Regions from separate parts of the Homo sapiens genome. Here all the other regions are linked to region 3. Evidence: chromatin loops called from intact Hi-C (ENCODE). Cell type or tissue: PC-9. All regions are shown on one strand.

Evidence for each region. A loop is a pair of places that touch in the nucleus more often than their neighbours do. Peaks named below come from ENCODE experiments on the same cell type or tissue, not always from the same donor. Only the 100,000 strongest peaks of a DNase experiment are listed, where the experiment ranks them.
Region 1: it touches region 3 in a loop (9-fold over the local background); 3 of 110 quality-filtered maps call a loop at or near these places.
Region 2: a loop joins it to region 3, with 3.0 times the contacts of the local background. A loop is called at or near these places in 11 of 110 quality-filtered maps.

Annotation. Positions count from the first base shown.
Region 1 is chr3:169,111,214-169,113,713 of GRCh38, reverse strand. It overlaps MECOM (MDS1 and EVI1 complex locus), which reads left to right. Exons shown (of 17, transcript NM_004991.4): 9 at 840-927. Among named protein-coding and RNA genes, the nearest start is that of LINC01997, 110 kb to the right of the region's middle. In PC-9, no CTCF peak of the experiment used is centred here; a DNase peak (open chromatin) is centred at 1,343; H3K27ac peaks cover 1,827 bases.
Region 2 is chr3:169,743,276-169,745,775 of GRCh38, reverse strand. No RefSeq gene overlaps it. Among named protein-coding and RNA genes, the nearest start is that of ACTRT3, 25 kb to the left of the region's middle. In PC-9, a CTCF peak has its summit at 1,002 (motif pointing right); no DNase peak of the experiment used is centred here.
Region 3 is chr3:168,951,380-168,953,879 of GRCh38, reverse strand. No RefSeq gene overlaps it. Among named protein-coding and RNA genes, the nearest start is that of LINC01997, 50 kb to the left of the region's middle. In PC-9, a CTCF peak has its summit at 1,134; DNase peaks (open chromatin) are centred at 1,199 and 2,289; H3K27ac peaks cover 1,209 bases.

The DNA.
Region 1 (2,500 bases), 160 kb before region 3:
GTTTTTTTAATTACCAAGTTGGTAAAAGAAATTAATTCAATGAATTAATTCAACATAGGGATATTATTTCCCTATGTGCTTAATACAAAATAGAATGGCAAACATTTCTAAAGCAGAAGGGATATATAGGTAAGTTTTATGTGTCTCTCTCTATCTTCAGAAAGCTCCCCATTCTCTTCTCACCACACCCATTCTATCTGCCTGCCTTCTTTATCAGCAGTGGCATCCAAAGAGCATATATTCTCTCTCTCTCTCTGAATATATATTAAATATAATTTACATAAAATATTTATATATCAATATATTATGCTATATGTTTAAATATAAATATATATTGAGAGAGAGAGAACCTCAAAGAGTGGCTAGCAGTGTATATGCTTGGAAATGCCCTTACTATTATTGACAAATATGGAAGGAATAAAGTGCACATTTGGGAGAACACCTTCTTGGTAGAAAATTGCTCTAATATTCAAAATCAGCCTTGACCTCATGATTTCAAAATCATTAAGCATTCTTGTCTACATTTGGAATGGAAAGGTACTGAATTCATGACAAATGCCTCTAATTTAGTGACTCCTTATTTTTCATGTTTTCTCGTTATTCCTATTCCTAGTCATTCAGTAGGGTTTTTCCATTATAAATAGGAACTTTTCTTCTTAAGCACCTAGAAGTGTCATGAGGAATCTCCAAGAACTGGACAGATGTCTCTATAGTTTTATGAGTGCGCTTCCCAGAAACCTACCATTGACTTTATTGTTAGTTCCTTTAAATGTCAGTGATTATGTAGTGATTGATATGTGAGACTGCTTCATCTCCAAAATCTAATTTTAACCTTTCAGAGTAGAGAAAAGAAAACTAACTGACCCACTTGAAGCTTTAAAAGAGAAATACTTGAGGCCTTCTCCAGGATTCTTGTTTCACCCACAAGTAAGTATTTTGGATTTGAGATTTCCAGCTTGTAAACTAACTTGTTGATCCTGAAAAGCAGGTGCAATGAAATGAAAGACATCTTGAGAACATTAGGATTTCCTATGACGCTGGTGTGGAAGAACACAGGAAATTCTAGCAGAATTAAAACCCAAACTCTTTAAAGAAAAATTAGTTAATATATGTGTAAAAATAACATGATTTCAGTGTTAAATGATTGTCTGCTATTAACTGTTTATTGAGTTAAAGTGCATTTTGGAGTGAGCAGGATTCAGTTAAGAAAATAAATATCCAAGATGTGTTTTGTGTGTGGTGGTTGCTGATACTAAGAAATAGATCATACTGTGACTCGTCCCATACTCATGAAGGTCATTCTTGTTCTTTTCGGGCTTAGATAAAAACAGGAAATGAGTCTACCTGACAAGTTGTTACCATAGAGGGTGAAGGAATTTATCTAGAGACCACTGAGCATTCCAGCAAAGCTCTGTAATTGCACAAGAATTCACCACAATGCACAGTGCTATTTGCAGAATAGAATTGTGTTCATTTATCAAAATATATACAGTTTATCATTGCAAGGAAAATGCAAAGCAGCACTATCTCTAATTGGTTCATCCTAAAGTCCTTATACATTTAGTAATTTTAAAAAACAGGTTTACATATTTTCCACCATGTGGAAAATCGTATTGAAAGAACAAATACGGTATATAAACATCTTGAATGTGGTTTCTTAATTTAAAATTTATTTTACTTTTGTTTAAAGGATGCAAGCTCTGGTCTTTATAGATAGCAACATTTTAATAAAAATTCTTAAAAATAGAATAAACTAATTTGTTCTGTTGTAATATGTTCAAACAAAAAATGATGGTTCTCTAATAAAATCAGGGGAAGTTTATGCAAGCTGTCTTATGGAAAGCTATGAGGTAATTAAATTAATTAAATAAAGATCATGGGATATGGTTCTTTTTTCCTTTTCCTTTCTGTTACCTCTTTTGTATTTTTTCAAGTATCTTTCTAGAGTCCTGAATAAAGAGTATGAGAGTTGTAACACAATCTTCTGGGTTAGTTGGATAAATCTACTATTACTAAAGAACTCTCACTCCCTTTCAAAATGAGATAATATGTGGTTTAGCAGTAAAAGTTTCAGAAACATTCCAGTTAGTATTAATTTTATATAGGAAGATTAAAGAATGTTACTCACATAATTACTTTATGGAAAAGAAGTAAGTTACAAAACAGTTAATGTTTATCGGGACTATATTTTATATTTAGACTGATCTAAATAGTACTTGTAAAGTTTCATAGGCTAATAAACTGGAATGTAGCACATATTTTGTGTCAGATATTGTACAAAAAGTACATCTCTCTTGATACTTCCTTTATAATTATAAATAAATACTTATGAACATATAATATTCATGTATACATTAATGTTACAAAAATTAATTACAGTAATATTAATTACAGTAGTCAAGTGATTTTCATGTTCTGATAATCTTTACAATTTAGTAATTAACCATTTCAAAATTGAGTGCTATGGGTTCACGGTAGAATGGAGAAAAACCAAAAAGGG
Region 2 (2,500 bases), 790 kb before region 3:
TCAGAGCTCTGTCTCCCTTTCCTAGTGGGAGAGGTTGTGGGAGAAGTTGAACATGGCTGGGTTCTCTGACTCAGATGCATTGCTTTTATGGTAGCATTTTGCCCTAAAGGGGCTTTCTGTAAATTTGAGCTTAAGTATGTACTACTAGAGGCCTAAAGAAGGCTAAGTGGTAGCTACTCTATTTTTCAAAAGAATATTAATAGCTAAATGTAAAGTTAAAAACTGACTTTGGGCCGGGCGCGGTGGCTCACGCCTGTAATCCCAGCACTTTGGGAGGCCGAGGCGGGTGGATCATGAGGTCAGGAGATCGAGACCATCCTGGCTAACAAGGTGAAACCCCGTCTCTACTAAAAATACAAAAAAAATTATCCGGGCGCGGTGGCGGGCGCCTGTAGTCCCAGCTACTCGGGAGGCTGAGGCAGGAGAATGGCGTGAACCCGGGAAGCGGAGCTTGCAGTGAGCCGAGATTGCGCCACTGCAGTCCGCAGTCCCACCTGGGCGACAGCGAGACTCCGTCTCAAAAAAAAAAAAACAAAACAAAACAAAAAAAAACTGACTTTGCCATGAGTGTTTCCAGTGATTTTTATGATAAAACACATTAACCTATTCATAAGGTAAATTTTGAAATGAAGTTAAGGTAATTAAAAAGAGACATTACTTATATTTCTTCTCGATTGCAGCAGCTAATATTGTGGGCCAAATGGAACTCAGTAAAACATGATTTGCTTTCAACTTTAATCGAAACTAAGAATAATTACTCACAGCAATTTTTCTGATTTTAGAGAAGAAAGTTTTCTGGTTTATTATGCTTTTTCTTCTCTTTAGTTCTCAAATTACAAATGCTAAATAGCTGTATAAGTAAAAAGAAACTGACTACTTTCATAAAGTCATTTTTTTTTCCATTTTAAATTTATGATCTGTCAAGACCTCAAGAAGGCTGAAAACTTTTGGCTTAACTCTTTTATTTTTTCTCAACAGTAGATGGCAATATCTGTTCACCTGTAGCAAAAAGCCCACTCACATGAATAACTGCAGACTTAGATTTTTTTTTCTCCCACTCTGTAAAGTGAAATCAGCCTATTTAAAATTGTAAATTGAAGACAGAAACAGTTTGCAAGTTTGTACAATATTACTTTTTAAATGTTGGTTGAAGGAGTACAAAAGTATGTGAGTACTTTTGTACTATGAAAACTATGCCTTCTTTCACTCCAGGGTAGACAAGGAGAGCAGCTCCAGAGAAGGCTGCTGAATGCAGTGAACAAAGAGAACCTGTGGGTAGATGGTCTGTGGCAGGAGCAAGAGAGGATAAGCTAGCAGGTTTTAGTTTGTTCTGTTAAAGTTTATGCTCAGATCTTGTTATATACCCATAGAGGTTTTTTGCTTACATTTAAAAAAATCCTGAAGTGTGCTTTTTGCCTAGAAATTTGTAAGCTTTTCACATTTTTTATATCAAGAAATAAAGCAAGAAATAAATAAAACAATGCCAATTTTGTACCCAAGGCTAACATTTACTCTTTCCTTCTCAAAGGAGTAGTGGGGGAGGGGTGAAGACTAGTCTTTGGGAGAGGTTTCTCTTAGATCTGATCCTCTTGTTGGTCCCCTCAACCCGAGCAGTTACACTTTATAAAGTGCATTTCTCGCGTTGGTAAGTAATGGCACCACAGTTTCAAAAATTTCAAAAATTACAGGTGAAGACCTAAACAAAATAGCTGCTCTACAGGTTAAACAGCTTTACTTTTGTGATACAACAATAAATGAGCTTTTTAAAAAAGGGATAATATATAGTCTTATCCTCCACATCTTAAGTATGTACAAAGGAATATCATCTATTCCTTTGAACGCCTAATTATTATAATATTGTGCAGTATGATGAGAGAACATTGGCATATCTCCTGTAACTCTCTAGCTTTTATTTTTCCATAATGAGTGTTATCCTTCATTGACATATACCTTTAATATGTAACATTTGTTACTAAGTTGATTGTTTATCGGCTGTAACTTTTGCTTTTGTATTGCAAAACAAGTCATTTATTCGTCAAAATCATTCCATTGACAGTTTGCTCTTTGGAAGACTGTGGATGGGAAAACAGCTCTTTGCAGACAAAACTGCTAGGAGGTAGGACAAGAGTCTACCACTGCATTCCCGAACATTAAACCGGAAACAAAATGCAATGAAAAAGAAAAAGTGGGTCACATCTGCTGGTATCAAATAGGTTTAGTTTCCATGACATCATGCTGATTAAGACTTCAGACACACATTAGTATTGGGCTACTTTTCATTAAAAAATGACTGTTTCCTTGTTCCTATAGTTGAGGACCAGCCTCTCAGAATCTGACTATAATCCTTTTATAATCCTTTTGAATTTCTTTTTTATTTTTATTTTTTATTTATTTTTTTCTTTTTAGACAGTGTCTCACTCCGTTGCCCAGGCTGGAGTGCAGTGGCGTGATCTCAGCTCACTGCCACCTTTGCCTCCCAGGTTTAAATGATTCTCCTGTC
Region 3 (2,500 bases):
GAAGGGGGCACTCCTTTGCTCAGATATACACTTCTTCATATCAACATAAACATAAACTGTTTCTTGATATCTGTAGTACCTCAAAGTCTGTCGGTCTTCTTATTTTACCTTTATTATACAATACTCAAAGCAGATTCAAGGGTCCAGCCTCTGTGTTAGAGAACTAAATGGAAGATGTTAAGGTCAGCATGACTTAACATGACAATCAGGTCAACATGACCCTTTTCAGGACTAAGTGCTAATCCTGTGGCCAGCTCAAAGAATAATGCTGTCCCCCTCCCCGCAGTTTTTCCTTTCATCACATTTGTTACGAAGACAAAACGTTCTATTTAGAGTCAAGATTGCCTATTTAACATGATGTGGAAAAAGAAATTATAAAGTTATTTAAAAAGTTCTTCCTCCCTACTCTCCATTCTCCACCATTACCCTGCCCAACTACATAAACATTAAAATCCAATCTAGCCCTCATTGTGAGACTTAGGAAGGCATGTTTCTATTGGCAACCAAGTTCCTTAACATCACTGCACACTGACTAGAAAGGAATCAGGATTGACGAAAACACAAAGGTAAGATTTGTTCTAGATGATTTATTCTGCTGTAATTTCTTCCAAAAGCTCCCTATCCCCAAAACACACACACCCTTTTTTCCCTTAAATAAATAATGAGCTTTGGAAGTCCTTTAACCTGTTTTTCTTATAGACATCTTTCTAAAAGAAAATAGAGACAGTATATTCTGGAAGTTTATATAAGTTCCAAAAAAGGAGTCACTCTGGTGCAGTTTCAACCCTCGCTACAGCAGGTTTCTTTATGGTGAGTATGACAAAGGGCAGGCTGTGCTGCAAAAATGCCAGCCATCTCTGTGTTCAGAAACCTTCTATCACTCTTCTTGATTTGACATGAAATATTAAACACCAGTTACCAGCAAAAACTTATTGAACACAGATGTCCACTATCACTTTCAAATTGCTAAAGTCAATTTAGGTTTATATATTTTCTTTGCTTCAGCATTTGCATGCAACGCAAATGTTCTGTGACAGTAATGATTTCGCAATATACCATTTCAATTAGGAAAGCACGTTGTATATGTGTTTTCATTTTTAAAATGCCTATTTCTTTTCATTTTGAAGCTCTGTGTCCCTCAATAATAATGGGACCTTGGATTGAAAAATAAATAAAAAGAAAGAGCTCCACCTACTGATTCATTTTACAAACGTTTTTTCTGTTCTACTTGAATTGAAAATGCTCTTTGGCACAACAGGGACCTTGTGAACATGTAACTCAAACTGTTTGGTTTGAAAAAAAAGAAAAAAAAGATACAGGACTTGCCCCCATGGAAAGGAATTGGTTAGAATGGAGCTCTGTCTGTCTCTGTGACTTAAAAGGCCTCCTCCCCTTTTTCTGTGCCCCTCAGAAGACCTAATTAATAAGTCTGCTTCAGGTTTAGTGCTCCCCAGGGGTATAGGTTAACTGTGGCATTCCCTTTTGCTGGGTTTAACAGAATTCTGGCGAGTCACACATTTTGCTCTACTACAATAATCGTATTCATGTCACTGGCTGCCCCTTCCTTCTGAAGGACTTGGTGGGCGCCCTTTGAAAGGATTTACAGGGCCATTTCTCCCACTGGTGAAGCTGGAATTGTTCAATGCCTACCATACTACTCCCCAACCCCCACCAGCACCTAGACTCAAGTGATTTCATAGGGAAGTGAAGAAAAACATCCACTGGGAACCTGGGGGTAACTTAAGGAGGCCAAGATTAATTACTTGAGGAGGAACTGCCTGGGCCGGACACTGGGGGTGCTCTTTGGGAGCAGCATCTGGAACGATGGCCTGTTGTGATGTCTGCCAGCTCTGGTCCTGCTAGCTCAGTTGCTCAAAAGCTTCCAGAACCATTTTTAATTCCTGCCTTGGAGCTACTTTTAGGGACGTGTCCCCAGGAGTCTCTCATTGTGTGCCAACCCATGCAGTTTTCTGGTTGTATCACATCAGACTGATGTGACTTATTGGGGGAATATTCTAACCTCTTGACGGGTCACAATGTCCTGGGCCTTCCAGTTTGGACCCTGCTTCCTACATTATAGAATTTCTTTTAAGAAGAAAAAACCCTAGACTGTATTTGTCTCATACATTTGAGCAGTGACTATAGAAAATATTACCAATGGGCAATAAGATGGTATCTAGAAACACACAATGGAGTGGCTTCGAGTCCCCTACCTTTGAACCTGTCTGCTCAGTCATGCATTCCATAGACATGATTAACTAACCATAGGACCCAGGTATTCGAGGTCTGAATATAAAATGTTCATTCTTCCCCCAAATGATTCACACATCACCTATCACCGCACAGTTGCCAAACTCTATGGTTTTCTTGTCACACATAAATTCAATAGCTGACCACAGCCAGGGACAGAGATTTCTTATAAATCAAATAACTACAAACATTAGAGAGAGAGGGAGGGGACTCACTGCCACATTTCAGTCAATCAAAAATACACGTAATG